Regions from separate parts of the Mus musculus genome. Here regions 1 and 2 are each linked to region 3. A link is a loop called in an ENCODE intact Hi-C map of the cell type or tissue named here. Cell type or tissue: left cerebral cortex. All regions are shown on one strand.

Region 1 (8,000 bases), 67 kb before region 3:
CAAGTAACATGTTAAGCTCCCCCGCCCCACCATGAAGGCAGGGCCTGTATCCATCTCACCCATTTCTGCCCCCTCATGCCCGGTACTGCACCTGGGTGTGACTTGGGCTCCCAATGGCAGAGGAAGGAAAGCCCAGGGTTCTAATCTCAGGATTTCCACTCAGTCTCTTCTTCCACTATAAGTGGCTTGCAAACCACACCTTCTGAGGGTTGACCAGAGGCAGGCCTACTTATCAGATAGCTGTGAGAACTCAAAACTACCCTTTTCCACACTGATGAAAGAGGCGGCTAGGCTCCTAATGTTAACAGTATCGTCAATAATAGCCATCCATCCCAGAGAGGGGCCCACAGGCTGGACCTCTGGGGGATGATTAATAACACCTGTTTTACATAGGACTTTGGCTGTGGCCAACTGATGTGGGGAAGTGCTAGTCTGAGGGTCTCCAGTTCCACTTGTCTGCCTTCCCCAAGCCATGTTCAGCCCCTCGCTCATCTTTGTGCCAATGACCCTCTTGCCATGAATCCCTGGACCTAGGCTAGGCGTCTGCGCTCCTTCCTCCGGGAAGCCTCTAGGCCCTCACCCAGGTGACTGTCAGTCCTTCCAGCTGGTCTGGCTCTCTTCCTTTAGGTTACAAGTTCTGCATAGCCACAGGTCTAGTCTGCATCTCTGAGTACCATCAGATGCCCAGTCTGCATCTCTGAGTACCATCAGATGCCCAGAAGCCTGGCACATGGCCTGGGCCTCACAGCCACACTCATTCCATACCCTACCACCAAGCTATACCTTATTGGATATAAAGATATTGGAGTTCTGGGTTAAGTATCGCAAAGCAGGCCAGGGGCAGGGCTGTGCAACACTGCCAATGGGGCCTGAGCTGAGTGAGGAACATGGCAAGTCCCTGCTGTGCTATGACTGCTGGCAGCTCTGGGGTCCTGGAGCTGCTGTCTCCTGTGAACTCACTTACTGAGGAGCAGTGCTCTATCCTGCCCAAGCAAAACAGCAGCAGCTGGCGTGTTAGGGTTCCCATCCCAGGGAGATGGGGCTGCTCTCACTTTCTGTGAAAGTTAGTGAAGTCTCGGAAGCACCAAACGGCCACTTTCTGAGACAAACCGCAGCAGGCCTGCCAGCCAAGCCCAGGGGGTGTGCCAGGGGACCTCACATCGATGGTGTCATTTCCTCTTTGCCACAAAACCCACAAGATCTGCATTTTCCGGAATTTAAAAGCACCAGAGGTTCCAGCGGGGTGGCCGCCTACAGAGCTAAGAGTCGTCACGTCATCGCTAGGATGCTGGCCACAGGTAGGGCCTCGGTCTGCCCACCTTGACAGCCATTTGCATCAAGAGTACTTGCCCCACTGTTCTCCACACAGCCAGGTTTACACAGTGTAAAAGCTCTGGTGAGCCCACAAACAAGTTGGCAGGTCCTGTATACAGCAAGCACTCACTAAGGTCCACTCTCTGCTCCGAGCTTTGATAGTTAGGATCAAAGATCTTAGAGAAAAGCCCCGGGGCTCAGCCTCAACCTCGGAAATGCAGCGACACGTGGAACTGTTGAACTACCTACAAGAATATTTGGAACTGGCAAGAAAAATGCAAGTCCCACAGTGTAACTGCAAGCTACTCAGGCCACCCTTGAAGACCACCTGGGCATGAGGAAGACTGTTAGCTCTACTTGGGTGGAACTGTCAATGAACTAAATCCTGTCCATTCAAAATATTGTAAATATGGGCTGGAGAGATGGCTCAGCAGTTAGGAGCGCTTAGGGCTCTTGCAGAGGACCTGAGTTCAGTTCCCAGCACCCATGCCAGGAGGCTAACAATTGTCTGGGGCTCCTCTAGCTCCAGAGGATCCCAAGCCTCTGACCTGTGAGGATACAAGCACTCATATGCACATACCACCCCCCCCACATGCACGCATGCACGCACGCAATCAAAAATAAGCCAGGCTTGGTGGTGAACACTTTTAATTCCAGCGTTCAGAAGGCAGAGGTCAGTGAATCTCTAAGTTAAAGAGCAGCCAGGGCTACACAGAGAAACCCTGTCTCAAAATAACTAGACCAAACCAAACCAGACCAAACCAACCAAATACACACACACACACACACAAAGACACAGGGACATGAGGGAAGACTCAGCTCTGAGACCACAGGCTGGCCATAAAGTCCCTCGCTGCCTCAGTTCCCTGTGGAAAAACACAGTCAAGGGATTCCCAGTGCCAGCCTCAGTCACAATAGGGTTGATGAACCTGAAAGGCGAAACTGTGTAGCCTGAGCCAGGGCAGTGGTGGATACCTGTACTCCCAGCACGTGGGAGAAGAGTTCAACGTCATCTTTGGCTATACAGTAAGTGTGACACCTGCCTGAGCCACATGGGACCCTGGGGGTGGGATGGGGGACCACACCAAATAAATTGCCTGAGCAGGGAAATGCTTGCTCAGTGATGGTTAGCATCCTTGCCAGGTGGTCTTCAGGTCCTCTTTCATCACCTCAATGGCAAGGACTATAGCAGTGGGGTGCTTGCCCATCTCTGGAGTTACCCCCCTCTCTGGGGTAAGAGCTAAAGGCAATGATAGCTAATGTTGACCACAGAATAATGTTTGGGATAACAGATCAGGAATGTTTAAGCATAATGTGCGTTGTGATCTATGTTCCTCTAAGTATGTAGAGATATCACTTCTGTGCAAGTATGCACACCCGTGCTTAGCGCCAAAGGCAGACCCTTGTCTTCAATTTACTTCTCTACTTTATTTTTTTTGAGACAGGATCTCTCACTAACCCTGGAGCTCACTGACTCAGCTGGACTGGCTGGACAATGAGCTAGGGAGAGCCACTGGTCCCTGCTCTCCCCTGAACACTGGGGTTACAGATGTACACCACTGGATCCAGCTTTTACAGAGGTGTTGGAGATCCAAACTCAGCAAGCGCTTTGCTGACAGAGCCACTTTCCCGGGCCCAGGTTCCTTTACTTTCAAAAATAGGAAGGCCAAAAGTAGGCTTGCCTAGATACCTCTGGTTTCTTCTCTCCCCTTGGCACCAGACAGTACGACTGCTCTGGGAGGGCATAGATCGTGGGGATGCTGCTTGCCCAGGTGAGTACCTGTACGTGAGAATTTTGATCAAGCTCACACGTTACCTGCTACACCCTCACTGCTCTGGGCATGACCCAGACCAAGCCTCTCAAAGAGAAGACACCAAGAACAAATGTATCTTATATGAACCCCATAGGGTGTCTAGATGTCATGGCCAATCCTGGGGCCATGCTGATCTGGAAGTTGGAGCTCTTCTGAGGCTATTATTAAGCCACTTACGGGCTTTGCACAGAGAGGCTGGCTGCAGAGCAGCCCTTGTTGGGGGACTGGCTGATGTCAGATGGAGAAACATACTCCTCACATGCAAGGATCCTCAAAAGCCTCCTGTTTATCTCCAACATCCAACCTACCTGGTTATGGCCCTTGTTCTGTCCTCTGAGGGAGGCACCAGGTCAGGTGGCCCCATACCACCGCCCATGTGGCACAGACTGGATCAGTTTCCCTATCTGCCTGTTCCCTGTGGACTCCTCTGCCAGTGTTCTCTCCAACACCCAGGACACAGCAAGTGCTCAAGGAACAAGAGCCTGTGAGTATCACACTTCAGCTCAGCCAGCAAGAACAACTCAGTGCACAGAGGCATAAGGACCTCTGGTACCTCCACAAAAAGCACCTCTTTCCAGAGAGCTGACTCTTGCAAATGACATCAGCTCCACCCTAAAGTTGCAGGGCCTAGGATTGTGAAGTCCCTTCTATAGGAGACTTATAAACTAGAGAGCTGGACTGGGAAAGTGGCTCAGATGTTGCCTGTTGCAGGGCAACCCTGTGGCCCAAGGCTCCATGTCCAAATACAGGGCAGGAGATTAAGTCTACGGTAGCAGATGTAATTGATGTAGGAATATACAGGGGCCAATGGACGGCAGGAACAGGCTGAGGCAGACGCCAGAGTCATTCAGAGGCAGGCTCCCTGGGTTATGAAAATCATGAAATTGTGTCAGTGTTCAATTACAAACCTGGCAGTAGGAAACATGCCCCCGTTTACATAGTGCCTAACTCCTCTTGCTGGATTCTCAATGGCAATTTTTGGAGGTAGGGATCTTTTTTGGGGTAACATTCCAGTCATCGTACAACTCCAGTCCTAGCCATAATAGTAGAGTATCTTTCCCCTCACAAAATAAGCACAAGAAACTAAAAAACATTACAGACTCTTACATACTTAAAAAGATTCTATTATTTTTCTTCATTCTTTTGAAATCGGGCTGTAGTTGTGTAGTTCTGTCTGGCCTAGAACTCACTCTGTAGACCAGGCTGGCCTTTATCTCACATAGATTCGCCTGCCTCTGCCTCCCAAGTGCTGGGATAAAAGGTGTGTGCCACCACACCTGCCTTATTTTTATGTATGTATACATGTTTGTGTCTGTGTTCATATATGTACATGGGGGTCTCTGGGGAGTGTCAGATCTGCTGGGGCTAGAGTTAAAGGTGGCTGTGAAGCGTCCTACAGAAGTGCCAGGTCCTCTCTGCAGAAGTGCTCTTAACCACTGGACCACCCTCCCGGTTCCCTTCCCTTGCTTTGGCTGGGATGCTCATTTACTCAAAACTAAGCTTAGAACAGCAAAGCTATGCTGAGCTGGGGTTGCTGAGCAGCTGGCTTGGCTCACTCGCAGGCTAAGGACACCTGCCTGCCATACCAGCCTTAGCAGAACGACAAGCTCTTCACAGTCACTCAGCACATGCTAAGCCCACGTGACACGGAGCTACATTTTACTATTCCCAGCTCACGAATGACAACACCAAGAACTTTGTTGTAATTTTTGAATCACATAGTTACAGCAATGACCTAGTCTGGTGCTCTGCCCCCAAGGCCCACATAATCTCCAAAAATATTGACTCCTTGATACTTCAGCTGGGCTCAGCTGGGCTGACCACTCACACTGGGGATAGCACTGAGAAAGACTTGTGACCCAAATCCAGCAATACCCAGACTGTACCAGGACCTGTGCATAAAAGCCACAGCATTCGCGTATCTCCTAAGTGGCTCTGTTCATACAAACAGATCACCATCTCTGGTCTGACTTGCAATAACCCTTGAGCTACACCTGATCCCTGGTCCCAAATCAGCTCTAAATTTAGTTAAGCCTGCCATTCCCCTGCCCAGTACCCATAGCTACCCTTCTAAAGTCTTAGCATATCTTCTAGCCAATAGACTAGGTCCCAGCTCACCAGCACCCTTTGTCTTTCCTCCCACATGGTTAGCAACACACACACACACACACACACACACACACTATTAAGTGGATGTCCATAGCAGTTCTTGCTACAACCAAATTCCTTTCTGCATCCTTCTAACCTCTGGAAGTCAGTAAAGCTGTCATGACCCACTACACCCAGCACAGCTCAATGGTTCCTAAAGCCACTGTCCCTCCTTGCTGCCCCTCTGCCCAGGGAATGTTCCCTTCCAGCTTCCATCTCTCCAAAGCTGGATGCTTCTGGGGACATCCTGCCAGCCCAGCTGGCTAAGTACTCTGGTCCGACTTCTGTGGCCAACATGTTGCAAAACAGTTTCTGGGAATGCAAGGAGGGCTCGGGGGACTGCCACACAGATGCTGGCTCCACACACAGGCACGGGCTGACCACAGCACTTGGCCCTAGAGGTGGCCCTTGGCTCTCAATCAAACCCTGCAAGGGTCTCAGAAGGGCTGACATTAGCAGTAGAAGGGCAGAGTGAGACCATCAGCCAGGGATGGAGAGGTAGGCAGCAGAGAGAACACCAGTGACCCCACACTAAGGGTTTTGCAATAACCTTCCCTGGTGGCTCCTTGGGGAAGCTGCCAGCCCATGAATTTTTACAGAGACAACCTCCCTGCAAGCCTCTCAACAAGCAATCCTGCCTTGACGTCAAACTCCAAGTCGGGGAACTTCAAACACAAACAAACAAGTCTGCCCCAGACCACAGTGGAGATGTTCCCAAGGAGGGCTGGCTGGCGGAGAGTGGCCACAGCTGGGCGCATGAAGCTTACTCCCCTGTCCACATCTGCCACGGCTGAACTCTGTGACCTGGTCCTAAGCTGTAAATGCAAGGGTCTACCCCACGATGCTCCCTAGCCCTGTTGGCGCGTGAAGGCGCCCACTGGGGTGCAGTGACCCTGCCCTTGAAACGCTCCAGCCAGTTTGCTCCTCCGTGCGAGCAGCACTATCCCCAGATAACATCACAAGGTCTAACCACTCTGAGACTATGTACTGAAGCCAGGAAGGAGAATGGCTTGCGCAAAAGCACTTAGTGGGGCTTGCTGAGAAACTCCAAGTGTAAGCCAGGCAAGGATGACAGATAGCCAAGGATCTGACTTCTCGGTGACATCTTCTGACCCAATCTTATTCTCCACAGAGGCTGTGAGCCTCAACAAGACTTCTCTGGCCTTTGCAAAGCAGCCTTTGCCTTGGAAAGTCTGTGGATGATCTGCCCCGGGACTGTTTTTCCAAGGTTTGCTTCCTGTCCTACCTCATTACTCTGACCCCTAAACCCTTGCCTTTGTGCTCTTGGTCCCTGCACTCCTGGGGAGCCTCAGAGACAACCTGGACTAAATCGGGAGAGAGCAAGCATTCACTTTATCCTCACATTTCCCATGTCCTGAAGTGACTGCCCACGGAGGCAAGAAGAGAAGTGTGGCTGTCATTCATTCATTCATTCATTCATTCATTCAATAGTTAAATCGCATCCTTCCAGAGTCAGGTATGGTGTCTGTCATGAGCAGCATGGTTCCCAGGATCCACTGGGGACCAGGGATGTGTCCATAGGCGTGCCTGGCTGGGAAACAGGAGAGGAGGCAGAGAACAGATATGTCATGTTCCATGAACGTCCATGACACAGAAGCTTCCGTGGACACAGGTCACTAACATATCACTAACACAGAGGTCCCTGGTGCTTTGTACTTCTGTTGGGAAACTGAGAGGAGGGACAACAGGTCACGTACTACGCACACATCAGGTCTTCAGACACACCTGTGTCCTGGTTCAAATTCCCCCACATACTTGTCTGAAGTTCACCAGACCTGCAACACTTAGAAGAAATCAGTTTCCTCCTCATGCACAGAGGTTGGTGGATACTCTGGCCCAACTGTGAGGTGTAGGGGTGTCTGGGACCTACAAGGAATCAGAGAGGAGGGCACCCCTAAAATGGAGCAAGGGACATGGCACATACTGACGGAAAGATGGGGGGCCATGCTAGGTATGTGTGGGGGCACCCTATGAGCAAAGATGAGTGTCATAAAAGATTTTAAATAGGGTCAGGGGAGATAGCTGGAGATCTGAAAGGACCAAGAAGAGAAGGGCAGCAGAGCTGGTGTAGGACAAGACTGGATCCTATATGTCCTAGAAAGTTCTGGAAACTTCTACAAGGTCTTGGAAGAACACAGCATTAAAATAGCTGCCGTCATGCAGGTATGGGGTAGGATGTACACGGAGGAATGTGATCTGATTTGCATTTCTGAATGATCATCGTCATTTTGGAAACCACTCGGAGAACAGATTGAAGTGGGCGTGGAGAAAGCAGAGACGGGAAAATCAAGGAAGAAGGACCCCACCGCAACTCAGCACAAGATGGGAACAAACGGTAATTTAGCTAGTGGCAGAGTGGGTGGAATGAAGAAGCAGATCCAAGAGATGTTCTATTGGCATTCTTTTTTTTTTTTTACTATAAAGATAAGACTTCCTTCTTGCTCGTCCCGGGCATTTCTGGCATACCAGCGCTCTGGAATGCAGGAAGCTTAGCACTGAAGCTCAGAACAAATTAGCTAACCACATGGAGCCCGGGTGGCTGTTTGATTTACTAGAACTTGGCACTTTGTGTGTTCTGCGGTGGGGAAGCCTTTTGCCAAAGGACCAACCTGGCAGGGCACAGACTGCAGACTCAATAGCCCAGGTTCCCATCACCCCGCTTCTAAACACAGCACCTGCCTTACCTACCAGGGAGAGGGGGCC
Region 2 (8,000 bases), 51 kb before region 3:
TAATCTCAGGCCGTCTCTGTATTTAGACCGTGATTATCGTTTTCCTTTTCCTTAACATGAAGGCCAATCTATGTTTTAAAGCAAAACAAACATATCAAAATATAAACACTAGAGATACACTATGTAGCCCAGGCTAGCTCCACTTGCATGCTACGATGACAAGCCTGTGTCATCATACCCAGCTCGAAATAGAGGGTCTCTTATTTGACATTTTTACTTTTTGCACTATCTTCAAAGAAGATGTGTGATTTTTCTTGAAAATTTAAAGGATAATAATAATAGTTGTTGTTATTGTTGTTCTTGTTAAAAGGGCACACGTATATGCCAGGTATATTCCACAAAAGCTAGGGAACAACTTTCTGGGATCGATTCTCTTCCTCCATCTTTACATAGGTTCTGAGGACCAAACTCTGGCTGTCAGGTTTGCATGGCTAGTGAGTGCCTTTACCCACGGAACCATCTTGCCAGCACGGTTGACGTCATTCATCGAGAAGGCAAGAATTCTAAATGTGTTATCCATGGAAGCCCTGGGCATCCTAAGTTTGGAAATACTAGAAGCCATAGTGGAGAAGCCTGCGTCTGTGCTGGAGGAGAAAGGACTGATCCTCAGGTCCTGCCCTCTGTAGAAATCCCTGAGTGTTCATCTTTGAAGACCGGATGTGTTAGATTATGCAGAGCTCACTGCCTCTCTGGGAAGTTAAACCCGTCAGAACTGTTCCTGCTGATCAATGAAGCCAGATCTAACCTGGATGCACGTGTGGGAAGCAGGACCCCCACAGGAAAGATGCTCAACCAATCTAACAAGAGCATCCTCAAAAACCAGCAGTGCTCTGTAACTACGCACCCTGCACCCTCGCCTCAGAAACTACGAGCTACGAAACACACCTATCTGAAGATCCAGAACTCAGAGCCTTTCTTTCTAGTGAGGATGGTGACAAGCAGGAGAACACCTCAGTCACGACACTCAATTTTTCTGATACAGGGGAGATGTGTGCCCCGAGAGGAAATGGGCAGTTCAGAGTCAGCAGGATGGCTCAGTGGGTGAGCGTGCTTGGTGCATAGCTTGATGGTCTGCATGTAATACCTGGATCCCACAGTGGAAGAAGAGAACTGACTCCTGAAAGCTGTTCTTTGACCATCACACGCATGCCATGACATGTGCATGCACACACACATATGCATGCGCACGTACTCACATATACATACCACCACCACCATCACTATCCTCACCATCACAATTATCCTCATCATCATCTCCATCACCAACATCTCCAAAATCAACATCATCCACAGTTCTGGAGCAGACGTGTATGCAGCAGGATGACTGGCTTTTCAGCCATGGTGGGTAAAATGTGTGTTCATCTTACATCATTCCCAACAGGAATGTCTATTTGCAAATGGATCCCACCCACCCTTTTCCGCCATGTAGGACCGACTTTGCTTAGCATCACTTAGCTTCCTTGAAGCTTCCTGGCTTCATAAGCTGCCCCTCAAGCAATCTAGACTCCTGCATGTAGGCTTCCTGCCCCTGAGTGGATTGCCTTCACGCACTGCAAGCACAGCTGAGCGAGCCCAGGCTTGCCCATCTGTCACTTGGAGGTTCCAACCTAAGCCTTTGCTCCACCCAGCGCACAGGTGATAGACAAGGCTCATCAATAGATCTGCAAGGCCCTCTGCAGGCCCTGGAGGCCACAGGCCTGACCCCTGCATTCTATCACCTCTTATGCCACCTCCTTTCTTCTGAAGGGGCTGGGAGCTGACGTCTGCTGTGCTGTAGCCACTGAGCTTGTGGTAGCCCCTCTGTCCACTGTGACAAGATAAGAGGGACAGTTTCAATGGGATGGGGGACTGATCTAGTCATAGTTGCAGAGGTTTTCTGGCTGTGCTTGGCCACCAGGAACATCAGGGTAGGGGGATGTGACAGGTGGAGCAAGCAGAGGAGGGAGGGGGGGGAGAGACCACTTCCACCCACACGTTGCTTCTATCACTTCTAATAACACCATCAGATAGGAACGGCCAGACCGTCAACCCACAGCTGAGGTGGGGACGCCTCATGACAAGGTCACATCCCAAGCCTGTCAGCTGAGTCTCTAACACAGGCCTCTGGCAGCGTTTCAGTCGGAAGCCAGAACACCAGCATGAAGAACCACTTCCCTTCTGCCTCCTCACTCCCCTCCTTCTCTCCTCTTGCTCCCCACAGCCTGCTACCTCGGAAAGCACCTGGGCTGCTGTTTTTCACTTGGCTTCCTGGGGCTACAGTAGAGGCCCTGCACTTTCCCTCTCCAAATACACATCTCCTAAACCAGAAACTCCTTGTCCAGGTTCAGGGCCCAGAGGCATCCCTAACTCACTCATGCATTCCATCTCCCATCCTCTGAGTCTGCAGGAGACCCAGCCTCCCTTCTTTGCAGCAGAATGCTAACGGGCAGGTGCCTCCCTTCCACCCTTCCTCACAGCCTGGTGACCCATGTGACTTTACTATCTGGCCAATGATAAAGAAATGGGATTCTCGAATGGAGATTATGAAAGGGTATTTCAAGGATGCAACCTTCTCCAGCCCTTTATCATCTAGCTGCTGGAGAGCCGACTACATGGCTGGTGCTCTGACAACCATCCCGGAACTTGGGTAAGACACGACAGAGAAGCAAACGGGGAAAGAATCTGGCTTCTTGGTGACCACGCCAACCTCGGCCTTCTAACCTCCCGGCTTCCTTTGTGTGAGAGAAAATGAACTTGTTTGAAACGATTGTCATTTAAATGCCGTTTCCACTCGTACTCCACCCAAGTGGGTCCTTTCCCCGACTTGGCCAATAACACCAGTGTTTACGTTCTGGACCCCCCAGGGCTGTTTATTTACTAATTTCCTCATTAGTTATTGGCAATTTCTGGAGAGAGGATGTCTCTCATTTCCTTTAAGTGAATATTTCAAACGTAACAAGCAGTGTAGCCTCCCTGTCTGGGCTTTTTGTTTATTTAATTCACTGTGTGTGCTAGCACAGGACTGTCACAGCGCTCATGTGGAGGTGAGAGGACAGTTTTCAGGCGTCAGCTCTGTCCTCCGTCCCTGTGTGTGTCCTGGGGATCGAACTCGGGTCCCTAGTCTTGTCAGCAGACGCCGTTACCACTGAGCCACTCTGCTGGACCCTTTCCTTGTTACCCTTGCTACAGTTGATGGTACCTGTTGGCTTTACCTGGCAGGAATATCGTTATGACACACATTCTGCAACTTGACTTAAGCACAGTCAAGATGACTCACAAGGAAGTCCGGGCCATTGACTGCGCTCTGCTTCCAGGGTAGCACCCCACAGAATACTGATAATACCTTCCTGCCCACGGGCACTGGGGTTGCTCCCAGTTCTCCTCACCACAGAAAATGGCACAGTGCATGTTCCCACCAGTCTCCATCCTGCACCTCAGGACTGCCCAAAGTGCACTTTCTGGTAGTGGGAGGCTTGTACTCTTAGCTTCACCAGACGAATGTTCCACTTAGGAATGCCCAGCCCATGTGCCCAGGCCTGGAGAAAGAGGGGCCTTCCCAGGACCAGGCTGTACTTAGCTCTGAACCACCAGCCCCTGTCATGTGATGGGTGACAGACGTCTGCACCCTCTCCTCACAGTCTAAACTAGTCATAGCAGATATACAAATACAGAAGTCCCCTGCTTAAGCTTCCCTGCCCAAAATGGCTGCTCCCTGGGGACACGTGCGGAGCCAATGCACATGCTGGTCCCCACACAGAATCTCTCTGAAAAACAGAAAGAAAGAAAAAAAAAAAGATTTTCTTCCCTGTCAACAGCTATCTGTGGGAGAGACCCATCTTCTGCATATCCCAAATCAGGAGATCTCGAGCCTTTATCCAACATCAAGAGTTTTCAAGGTACCCACCCCCTCCTCACACCCTCCCATAGGGCCTTCCTGCATATCTCAGCTTCTCTCAGGAGCTATCTCCCAATGAAGGAAAGTCCCAGGCGAGGAGAGGGGCCAACTTGTTTATTTCCAAATGCTGCCACATTCCAGCTGCGACATGTATGCTGGCTGGATAGGCTCACTGCAAAAGCCAGCTGGGAAGTAGGCCTGCGGGAAGGGGCTGGAGCTTTGCAATGGGTTATTTTTAGGCAAGCCAGTGTTCCCAGAATCATGTTTACAGCCCCAAACCAGTCCAGGCGTCCCAACTCTTGAATAGCTGTGTGCTTCTCATTAGAATGTGCCTCTGCACCTCACTAGGGGCTCAGGTGAGAGACAGATGACGACCCAGCAAAGCTACAGCAGACACCCGCCCTCCATGCCACACTTACTGGATGCCAGCTCAGTTCAGGGGTTGGTACTTGTCCACAGCACAACCACAAAGCTGGGCTCTGTAGCAAGGAAAATAAATATTCCAAAGTGGGATAATAAGCCAGACATGCTCAAATCCCAGCTACTCACCTCTAACCCCACCTACTCACAATGCTAAGACAGGGAGGTTAAGAGTTCAAAGCCAGCCTGGGCAACTTAATGAGGCACTATCTCAAAATAAAAGGGGGGCTGAGGATACAGCTCAGCTGCAGAGCATTTGCCTGCAGTGTGTGAGGGAGAGCTACACCCCAGCCATGCAGGAGAAAAAGAACCACCATCTACACACCAGGGTAGCAACCATCAGGGCTGCAGAAACCCTATTTCACAGGTCACATAGAACCTGCCCCAGGAAGATGCTCAGGGGCCACCCTAGCAGCCCGCTCCCTGTTCCCAGGGACTTCAGGAAGCTTCGGATTAGGAAGGCAGGCAGATGGGGCACTATCACCTGGATCCTTCTGCTGTCAGCCAGTGGGATCCACCCTTCTATGGGGCAGGGCTTGCTGGCTCCTTCTGCCCACTTCAAGCAGAGCATAGTGACATGAGATGCAGGTAGCACCTTACAATGCCCCAGCCAGGGCTCCTCTCTCAGGGGAAGAAGTCATGGGAGCTGCAGCCACCAGGTCTGGGAAACTGCAGTGACCTCCCTGCTTGGATGGAGCCAAGAGGAGAGGAGAGGAGAGGAGAGGCGAGATGTGTTTTTGGACAAAGGGGCTGAACAAAGCTACATTGTGATGCTGGCTGGGCAGAGAAAACCAGCAGGGGCAGAGGGGCCCGTGGATTCATTAGTGGCTCATTTATTTATCCAGCCAACAAAAGGCAGTGCAGGCAAGGCCAGGAAGAGCCCTGAGTCTTTTCAAAATAGTAGCTCATGCCAGGCATGGACATACAACCTGTTATCTCAGCCTTCAGGAGTCACAGTGGGGGTTTAAGTTCCGGGCCAGCCTGGGCTACAGAGAGAGACCCTGTCTCCAAAGAAAGAGAAAAGAGAAGGAGAAGAGTAACGGACAGAAATCGGAGCTTTCCCAAGCTCATGTCCAAGGAGGGGAAGGAAATCGTCTTCTCCGTCTTCTGTGCAAAGTGCCTGAGCCATCTACAGAGGCTGTCACCTGCTGGGGTCTGCTGCTATGAGAGTCGTGAGAGAAGAATCCTTGTGCATGACTGTCCTTGGAGCCTAGCACCCACCATCTTGGGCGAGGTCAGATGTATCCCTTACAAGAGGATCACCCCAGCTGGACCTGTTGACTATTTACACAGGGCCGATGGGGAGAGTCACGAGGCCCTCACCTGAGTAGCCAGCCACTTCCTGCTACTTCTGCCTTGACTTCATATAGCCTGGGAGAGGGACCAGAGGATATAGACCAGGGAAGACTAGAGGTGGAGGCTCCATCTATGATCTGTGTGGCTACATGGAAGCCCCCTCCCTGCTGGGTAAAGACTTTCCAGGTGCTGCCTCACTCACACACACACACACACACACACACACACCACACACACACACTCCTATAAGTAACCTTTCACTTGTGGTCTGTAAGAAAGCCCGATAAACTCCCTGGTTCCCCCAGACTGAACTTTAATGGGATGGTGCCTTGGTTTGTCACTGGGACCTTGGGGGGATGGGTTGTTTATGTCTCCCCTGGAAGGAATCTTAGCCACAGAACACAAGAGTCAGGAACGTGTCCAGGGTATGACCTCAACTTCTTACTGTAATTTTCAGTGGGAGGGGGCATTTGCTCACAGCGGGCTGGGGAGACTGTAAGAGCACGCTCAGGGAGCCGTGTCTATGGAAGGTGAAGGCAGAGCAGCCTACCTCCAAGATGCCTGTGAAGTGAGGCAGCTAGCTACAAAGGGCTCCAGGCCACTGTGGCTTGCTGTGTTCTCCCCCTGCAAAGCACACCACCAACAGAGATGCCCTGCAAGATGTCCTAGTCCCAGGAGGGGAAACTGAGGCTTGAGTGGATGAAGTTTTCAGGAGTAGAGGGGAGATTCGAACCCTGTGCCAAAGACTTTCTTCTTGGTATCTGGTTACCAGCCCTGGCCCCACACAATCTTTTGGGTGGTGGTAGTTGTAATATTGGGTCTTATAGTGACTGTGACATAGTCAAAACTGTTCTTAGGTGTAGATGAGGAAACAGAGAGACTAGGTATCTCGCCCATGCAGCTACCTTTTCTAACTCTCTTTTAGGTGTGACAAGTCCCTTAATGCCATGGGATCTTATACCAGACAGGAGAATTAAGGAGAAAGTTATTCTGAGTGGAGAGGGGGAAAGCCAAAGTGACAAGTCAGCCATGGGAATTGGTCGTTCACTATCACTGTGATTAGGGAATGTTGGAAACTCCCTCCCCTTCTGAAAGCATGGGCGAATGGGTCAGTGGATGGATGAGTGGCTGGGTGGCTGGATGGGTGTCACATACTCTCTTACAGAGCAGGTCCAAGGAGACTCGAGTAGTGACAAGCCTGGTCAAACTCCTGGTTAGTAGTGACTAACCCAGGAGTGCGGATCATTCTCTACCCCACGACTTGTCCCCCAGTGGTTCAGTCTGCTGGGTGACCTGCCTTGACAGAGCCCAGCATCAGAGCTTCAGCACCTGAAGCTGGAAACCATGGCGCTCACAGGGAGGAGCACAGAGCTCACAGGGAGGAGCACAGAGCTCACAGGGAGGAGCACAGAGCTCACAGGGAGGAGCACAGAGCTCACAGGGAGGAGCACGGAGCTCACAGGGAGGAGCATCACAGGGAGGTGCATGGAGATACAGGAAGCACGGCACAGCCGGCGAAAGCTTTAGAAAATATCATCTCAGCCCAGCATGGTGCCACATGCATGTGTCCCAACAGTCAGGAGGCAGAGGTGGGAGGGTCATGAGTTCCGGGACAGCCTGGGCTGCACAACAAGACCTTGCCTCAAAGGGGAGCAAAAGCTAAACGACAACTAAAAGCACCTCATTTCGGATTTGAGGATAAATCTCACTAGTACAATACGTGTCTCGCACATACATGTGAGGCCCCAGGTTCAATCCTCAGCACCGCTAAAAATGATTTAAAAATAAATTGGAGGAGGCATAATTATCTGGGATCAAAACAACAGTACAAATGACACTTCAACAGGGTCTGTGGAGATTTCTGGCCATGAAGGGAAGTCGTGTGTGTGTGTGTGTGTGTGTGTGTGTGTGTGTGTGTGTGTCTGCCTTCTTGAACTATTTTAAATTATTTTAAAATACATTGGAGATGGTTGATGTAACTCCCCACTACCAAAGGAATCTGATTTACTGTGAAGCATTGAGTTCTCTTGTTGACGTCACCCAATAAACAAGGGTACCTGCTCTTAGTCAAGGGTCCCCTGCTCACTGTCCCTTCTTCATTAACTCTGAAGAGACCTGATTTTGCTCAGGCTGACAACACATTCATCCTCCAAGGCCCCTTGCAGCCAGTGAGATGGAAACGACTTCCAGAAAGGTGATTTTCCCCCCTCATTAAGTTGAGTAACAGGCAGATAAGAACAAGATCCTACCTAGAATGCAAACCTTGAGAACTTGAAGCCCCATGTGGAGGGTGGTTACAGAGCAGACAGGAGGAGGCAGTGCAGACGCTGGGGTTTGCTGACCTCTGAACTTCCTGTTTCCTGAGGAAGCAATCCCTGGATTTCCCCTAGAAATTACTAGGATTTCTGAC
Region 3 (8,000 bases):
TTAGCGACCCCGCAACCCGTACAAGACACCAAGCCAAGATGGAGCCCGTTTCTGGGCGGTGCTAACAAGATGGCAAGAGAGAAGAGATGACAGAGTGCCAAGAAAGTGAACGAACATGAGGGGATGTGGGCACCTGCTTCTGCACACCGTTGTCTCTCCAGTGCACAGATGGGACCAGCAGACCCAGCTGTATAGCAGGCCAGGTGTCCCTCGATGAGCGCAGCTGGAGAGTGACAACATCCCTGCTTGCCTCGTGTAGTAGTCAGAGCTCTAGAGAGCCTGCCAGAGACCGCCAGATCCTACCCAATGACACAGACCTGCAACTTCATCCCGATACACTGAGTTCGGGTTGTGCCTTCTGTGCTTTCCATTTAAACAGGCAAAGTGTTTGATGAACTTGGTGGGGCTCCAGTGACTCCTAAGAGATTGAAAAGAGACTAGCACACTGCTGGGCAGGTAGGAAGTGAACAGTAAGCCTTGGCCCCTTTTCCCCCTTTCACACGCACTATTGGAGATTTGAACTGCAGAGCCTTAAGTAGACAAGGCCACTGTTCTCCCAGCGAGCTGTACTTCTCACCTCCTTTAACACCCTTTTCACGCCAGTGGAGCTGTTCCACAGAGCAAAGCCATCAGTAGACAGCATACCGTCATGACCTGGGATCTTCTCAAGCAAGCCTGCCCCTGGGCAGGGTCCTGCAAGGAACATCCCATGAGCTACCACTCCCACCGAGTTTAGCTAAGAAGGGCCAAAGTGTCCTGTGCCTCTTGAGAGAACAGAAGTCTGATATAGGTGTATAAGCCAAACTCTCCAGCCAGACACCTGTAATCCTAAGACCCAAGAGACAGAAACAGGAGAATAGCCATGAGTTCAAAACCAGACTAATCTATGTGCTGAGTTCAGCCAGGGCTACATAATGAAACCCTGTCTCAAGGTCATATAGATAATTATACATAGTGTGTGTGTGTGTGTGTGTGTGTGTGTGTGTGTGTGTGTGTGGCTGGACAGATGGCACAGCAAACAGTTAAGAGAATTTTCTGCTCAGGCAAAGGACTCAAGTTCACTTCTTAACACCCACACGGCAGGTAACAACCTGTAACTCCAGTTCCAGAGCTTCTGACTCCCTCTTCTGGCCTCCTCAGACTGGCCTGAGTTAGTTGCCCTTCTACATGCTGCTAGAGTGGGCTGCCCTAGAACAGACCTCTGGGATGGCTTCCTGTCCTGTGTCATCACCTGGAGGAAATTAGTTCTATGTACTTCTTCTAAAGGTGCCCTGTGTGTGCACGAATGTCACCAGGCCCCCATCCAGGGACCGTTTCTAGGCAGACACAGCCTCCACCAAACACCACAGGTAAAAGCACTCTGTTCACACTTTCCAGGCAGGTGGGGAAGCTCGAGAGTAGAAGTTATCCGGCTTGCCACCAGGTCATCTAGACAGAAACGGGACCATTACAAAGCCCTGGGGGCTTCCCATTCCCTTGCACTTCTATGGTCAAGATTCTCACAGTAATAAAAGCATCTCCTACATAACCTGTCCAGTGCTGTTCTTAAACAGGGACATCTGCACAGACAGTAGACACATTAACTTAACCCAACAGAGTCCTCATCCAGTCCCGCCTGCCCAGCCCCCTCCCCCATCATTTAACCACAAGACGGCAGAGCTTTTCAGAAACAGAGTGAAGGGAACCACTCCAACCTCTTACAGATCACATGGGGAAGCGAAGGCCCTGGAGATGAAGTGATTCACCCAAACTAGCTGGTAATAAGCCTAAGGAACCAGCTCCAAGGTCAAACTCCCATCCAAAATGGCATCCAAAGTCCTGTCTTTTCAGGGACCAGAAGGATCTTTCAAATGCATTGCAAAGAACAGGGCATGTGTCTTGTTCACACTGCAAATGGCCCTTGGGCCTTCAGAAGCCACAAGAGATGACCTCAAAATGCACCCAGTAGGGAGGCTACTGCCTAACCAGCTCAGAGGCCTGAACAGCTGGAGACTCTGGGGTATCTGATGTCACAACTTTGTCAAGATGTGCAATCTCAGAGGACAAAGAGAATTTGCAGAGAATAAAGAATAAGCCATTCTACATACAACCAGGGACCCAGGAGCACCTCAAAGGGACCTGGGGAGGAACTACAAAGGCCAACCCAGAACATTCAACAGCCCAACAACATAGCAACTCAACAGATATACATGGCAGGACAACGAGCCCAGAACTATGACACACAGGCCTCCTATTGTATCAGCCTAAAAAGTGAACTTTGCTGGACACACACACTCAGCTGTGTTCAAGAAATCCACATGCAGAGACTCCCAGTGCAGGGTTTTGTTGGTTTGTTTTTAAGGCAAACCCCAGGTCAGTCCTGCTATAGCAACTGTAACAAAAAAACAATAATAATAGCCAGCACTGTTTGGAGTCTCCCAATGTCCCTGGCTTCATGGCTTTTATGAAAATACAACTAAGGGAGAGTCACCCTGAGCATTTTGGATCAAACAAGGATTCAGGCTTGTGGTGCGAGAGGAGGGAGGGCTGGTCTTGTAATAATTACAGCAATCATCAGCTGGCTCTAGGACAGCTGGCAGATGCAATTAGCAATTGTGTGTGTGTGTGTGTGTGTGTGTGTGTGAGAGAGAGAGAGAGAGAGAGAGAGAGAGAGAGAGGAGAGAGAAAGGGTATTATGTATCTAACAAGACATCCTCAGACCTACAGAAACCAAATGTGGCAATGCCAGGGAAAGGCCCTTCTTAGGGAAAGAGTTACTAAATAACCCCTTCACTTTCAAAGGTCTTCCAGTCTCTGGGCAAAAGCAAGTTGGGAAGGCACTAGTTTCCCCCCCAATGTGTAAGGGGGTGGGGGAGCGTCCCCTTCTGAAATGCCAACCACCTTTCTGGCTGGTTCTTCCAAATCGTTTTAATGCTGCACTTCCCAACTGTATAATTTGAGAGAAGAGAGCTCACACATCTTGTTTCCTCATTGCACTCCAGGTTATCTCTGTCAGCAACCCCCTTAAGTAGCCTGTTCTTACCAAAGGTTCCCTTCCCCAGTATAATCCTTCCTAGGCCAAAGCTCAGTGTTTGGGGTGGAGTAGGGAAGTCAAAGGGTAATTTCATTTTAAGCAGTGAACCGCTGTGACATCTCCAAAGACAAGCACCCCAACGCCTGAACAGCAAAAATGCTGTTTCAGCAAACACTTTTTGAAAAGCGGCAGAGACCTGGTGGAAAGGAAAGAAACGGACAACAAGGAGAGTGGGGAGTGAGGGGAAAGTCAGTGCCACCGATCGATCGACGCTCACACTTCAAGGGACGTCCCCCACATCGCCCCAGCCCACGCTACCGGACTTAAAGCACACGGAGAAAAGACCGGCGCGTGATTCAGTGGGACAATGACTACTGTGGGCACTGGAAATAGGGTGAAGGCGGAAAGGGGTTTGCAGTGGGGTGCCCTGTGCATCCTACTCGGCACGCTGGTCTTCGAGACTCGATCCAGTTCCACGCTAACACCCCCCTCCCCTAAATTCTTCCAAAGTGAGAGCTGGTCGTAGGTCCTCACGCTGCCGCATCAGAGAGCTCGGGAAAGGGAGGAAGACTCCAGCCAGCAACCCCGCTGCAGGATGCAACTCGGGAAGGAAAGCAGTGGGGCGGCTCCCGGGCCACCGCCGGGTCCGGACGTGGGGCGCAACGGCCCCTTACCTCTAGGGTCCGGATCTCCTGCTGTGTGAGGTCGTTAGACACTGAGCACTTGGTGCGCAGCCCGCGCAGACTGCCGATGGAGATATCGATGAGCTTCTGCAGCTGGCCGCACTGCTGCAGCGCCCGGCTGACGGCGGCCCCTGCGCCCCCGTCCGCCGCGGCGCCCCCGCCGCCGCCCTCCTTTTTCTCGCCCATCGCTGCCGCGCGCAACGCCGCTCTATCCATGCCTCGGCATCGGGGCCGCTGGGGGCCGAGGCGAGGAGCCCGGGGACACGGGCGCCTCGGCAGGAAAGCCCCGAGCCAGGAAGGCTGCACTAGGAGCGCCCCTTGGCGCCGCCTAAGCCTGCAGTCCCGAAAGCCTGCTGCCCAGTCCGCTCCTCCTCCCGCCCAGACGCGGCGGCAAAGCGAAAGCCTCCACTACCCGACGGCTGTGGTTGTTGGAGCCTTTAAGCGACAGCGGGGGCCGGATCGGGGCCGCGACGCATTCTGGGACTTGTAGTCCGCGCATCGCATCTGCTTTCTGGCCCGCGCCCTCGGGGCCCCGCCCGCACTTCGGCCCCGCCTGACGTCTAGAAGGGGCTGCTCTGCGCCTGCTCCAATTCGTGCGCGTCGTGGTCTAGGGAGTTTGATTCCTTTACCCCCATCTCCCACTACTACACCCTTCTCACACACGCAAGCGCACACACATCAGTAGCTTTCCGAGACTGGCGAATGGGGTGGGGAAGGGGCTGATGGCTCAGACCCAGATAACCCCTGTCTTGTAGGATATTGAGGGTCCTAAAATTTTTGTATGAGTTTAGGGGTTACCATGTATGGGAATGCGCTAAAAGTGTAGCTCAGCGGCAGAACATTTGCCAGGCAAACACAAAGCCCTAGGTTTGATTCCCCAACACTATCAAAAGAAAAGAAAAAGAAACACCCACCTTCATCAAAATCTCACAACACCCGACGAGGCTGTGTTTGTGTTCACATAGAGCTTGACCCTGAATTGTCACACCAAAGTTACTGTGCAGGCAAGGAGAAAGGACTTTCTTCTGTGTTCTATTTACTCAACAAAATAAATTTAGTGCCCCCCATACCCTGTAGATGCCACATGGGCAAAATATTAATTTGTTGAACAGTTCTAAGAGTTTCGAGCCAGAGAGAACCTGGGTCTACCCAGTATGTGAACTTGGACAAATAGCTTTCCTCTGAGTGCCCAAGTTTCCCCTTCACATCAAATAGGGTAGTCATAGCCATCTAGTCTAGAGGGTTTCTTTAAAAAAGTTATGTTTCTAACAGCACCCATATTAACTGCTGGCATGTGCGATCAAGTATACATGCTAGCTCCTTTCTAACTTCACACTATCTAGATGAGACCCTGAGCCTCAGCAGTCAGTGGTCTTAGCAGTGGTGTTTCCCAGTCTGCCCTAATTTAAGCTTTACCACACCTGCTCATTCTCCTCTCCCATCAGTCCACCTCACATGTTCTAGCAATAAAAATGAAGTGAAAATGAGCCAGGTGGCAGTGGCACTCTGGAAGCAGAGGCAGGAGAATCTCTGTGAGTTCCAGGCCAGCCTGGTCTACAGAGCAAGTTCCAAGACAGCCAGGGCTACACAGAGAAACCCTGTCTCGAAAAAAGAAGTAAAAACTGAAGTCAAGTGTACACACTTTTAATCCCAGCACTCCAGAGGCAGAGGCAGGAGGATCTCTGTGAGTTCAAGACCAATCTGGTCAAATAGTGAATTCAAGACCAGCTTGGGCTACATATATAGTGAGGTCTTGCCTCAAAAACAGTGTTGGGTTAGACAGATAGCTCAGCAGTTAGGAGCGCTCGCTCCTGCAAAGGATGAGGAGTTCTGTGCCCTGCATCCGTGTGATGGATCACAGCCATTTGTAACTCCAGTTCTAGGGATTCTGATGCCTTCTAACCTCTGTGAGCACCAAGTAGTCACATGGCTACACATACATGCATGCAGGCAAAACACTCAGACCCATAAAACAAAATTAATCGAACAGAGCTAAACAAAAAGAATTACTGGGGCTGGCGAGATGGCTCAGTGGTTAAGAGCTCCGACTGCTCTTCCGAAGGTCCCGAGTTCAAATCCCAGCAACCACATGGTGGCTCACAACCATCCGTAATGAAATCTGATGCCCTCTTCTGGGGTTTCTGAAGACAGCTACAGTGTACTTACATATAATAAGTAAATAAATAAATCTTTAAAAAAAAAAAAAAAAAAGAATTACTGATACAGGTAGGTGTGGGAGCTCACATTAATCCCAGCACTTTACAGGCTGAGGCAGGAGAATTCTTTACTTGAGACCGACCTAACCTATCTAGTGGGACCCTGTCTCAAAGGATTATGAAGATACAACAATCCCCACTCTGTGAACAAGACCCCTCTGGTGTACTTACATGTTCCCAGCCCTTTCTGTTACCACAGCCCCACTCCAGACCCTGTATACGAGAAGCAACTACCTTGAAATAAAACTGCAATGGTGGTTTTCAAGCTTGAACAGTGTCACAGTCAAGGGGAGGGCTCCTTCATCCTAGAATGAGAGACCCAAAGCCTGTAGTTTCCTGATCCATAAATCCAAGCCTGGGTCTTGAGATTTGCATCTCTAGCAAGTTCTTAGGGGGTACTGATGCTGCAACTGTAGACAGCATGCTTTGAGAAGCCACAGTGCAGAAGGTCCGTGGACTTCTCAATCTCTCTCCACCTTGTTGTTTTGAGGCAGGGTCTCTCACTGAACCTGGAGGTTGTCAGTTCTGCTCGACTAGTTGGCTAAGAAGCCCCAGGAATCACAGACATGTCTTGCTGGCCCACCTTTGACATGGGTGTTAGAGCATCAAATTTAGGTCCTTAGGCTTGCATGGCAAGCACTTTACTAACTGAGACACCTCTCAAGCTCTTGGGACCATATTCTGGCCCCAAATCCTGGCACAGACCCCTTGTTGGCCTGCGGCCTGTGGCACTCATGTCTATCCATGCCACCATGGTGGCAGCAGAAGAGCTGGAAGCTAAACAAACGCCAATCTCTTGGCTGCTCTCTTTGGGCAGCTGACAACGTGTGTTATAGGCATACATTCACACAGACACACACAAACATATGTAAAAATAAAAATAAATCTAAACTGAACACACACACACACCAACAGTAAATTCAGAGAGTGTTGGGTGCTATAAAGGAAGAAAAAGAAGTGTCCAAAGAAGGTCTCTGATCACAGAAATGAGGTTGGCCAGTTTTGTTTTGTTTTGTTTTGTTTTTGGAGCACTCACTATATAGCCTAGGGTGTGACCTTGATCTCCTGATCCTCCTGCCTCTGCCTCCCAAGCGAGAGGATGACACAAGTGTGTGCACCACACTGGGCTGAGCAGAGATCTGAATGAGAAAATGAAGCCACCTATGCACGCGGTTCCCCAGGAAAGGGCCATTCCAAGCAGGGGCCATGTGCAAAGGCCTAGAGGCAGGAACTTGACATACTGCAGGAAGAGAAGGAAGACTCACATCGCCACAGTGTGATAAGAAAGAGCAGATGGAGATGGTACAGGGAAACTGGACAGGGCTAGATAAAGCAGGGCACAGGAAGGAAGCTGGGAATTGTCTCTAAGCCTGTATCACTCCTAATATGGCACAAGAGCAATGATAACACATCACCTGGAAGCCTCTTAGAAATGCCATGGGGGGCGGGCAAGATGGCCCAGTGGGCTGCCAAGCCCGAAGATCTGAGGGCAATCCCTGAGACTCACGTGGTGGAAGGAGAGAACATACTCCCAAAAGTTGTCCTCTGTGCTCCAGATGGATGGCGTGACACATTTAGACATGCACAATGTAAAAACCTGGGGGAGGGGGTATGAAGGGAAAAATGCCACCAAGAAGCAAGGTGTAGTGGCCCAGGCGGGAGAATCTGTTTACGGCCAGTTTTAGAGTTCTGTAACCAGCCTGGACTACATTAGATCGTGTCTCAAACAAACAAGCACAGCTCTCTAAGCACACACACAAAAAAAGAAAGCCAATATATGTTTACATAATATATATTTTATAGAGATAATTAATATTGTGGGAGGGAGGGAGGGAGAGAGAACAGATCAGAGGACAGCTCTGGTCTAGGGACTGAACTAGGTCACCAGGCTTGGTAGTAACTGCTTTTACTTTCTGAGTCATCTCCCCTACGTTCTTGTTTGAAAAGAAAATAGGTGACTCTGTCTTGAGGAGAACACCAGTGTCTTGGGAGATGCACTGTCTTTTTCCTAAGCACCCTCCTCTTCCCTCATCCCTATGCTTAAATCTATATTAAAATGATTTCTTGGGCTGAGGCTGAAGCTCAGCT

Evidence for each region. Peaks named below come from ENCODE experiments on the same cell type or tissue, not always from the same donor. Only the 100,000 strongest peaks of a DNase experiment are listed, where the experiment ranks them.
Region 1: a loop joins it to region 3, with 2.4 times the contacts of the local background. A loop is called at or near these places in 12 of 42 quality-filtered maps.
Region 2: it touches region 3 in a loop (1.9-fold over the local background); 9 of 42 quality-filtered maps call a loop at or near these places.

What each region holds. Positions count from the first base shown.
Region 1 is chr11:79,075,535-79,083,534 of GRCm38, forward strand. All of the region lies in intron 1 of Ksr1 (kinase suppressor of ras 1), which reads right to left. Among named protein-coding and RNA genes, the nearest start is that of Gm11201, 56 kb to the left of the region's middle. In left cerebral cortex, no CTCF peak of the experiment used is centred here; DNase peaks (open chromatin) are centred at 4,727, 5,637, 6,009 and 7,619.
Region 2 is chr11:79,090,877-79,098,876 of GRCm38, forward strand. The region is part of intron 1 of Ksr1 (kinase suppressor of ras 1); the gene reads right to left. Among named protein-coding and RNA genes, the nearest start is that of Ksr1, 52 kb to the right of the region's middle. In left cerebral cortex, no CTCF peak of the experiment used is centred here; DNase peaks (open chromatin) are centred at 442, 4,028 and 5,085; H3K27ac peaks cover 2,424 bases.
Region 3 is chr11:79,142,368-79,150,367 of GRCm38, forward strand. Ksr1 (kinase suppressor of ras 1) reads right to left here and starts at 4,106. Exons shown (of 19, transcript NM_013571.3): 1 at 3,688-4,106. The coding sequence starts at 3,912. In left cerebral cortex, a CTCF peak has its summit at 4,032; DNase peaks (open chromatin) are centred at 2,540, 3,425, 3,581 and 4,168; H3K4me3 peaks cover 2,978 bases; H3K27ac peaks cover 2,330 bases.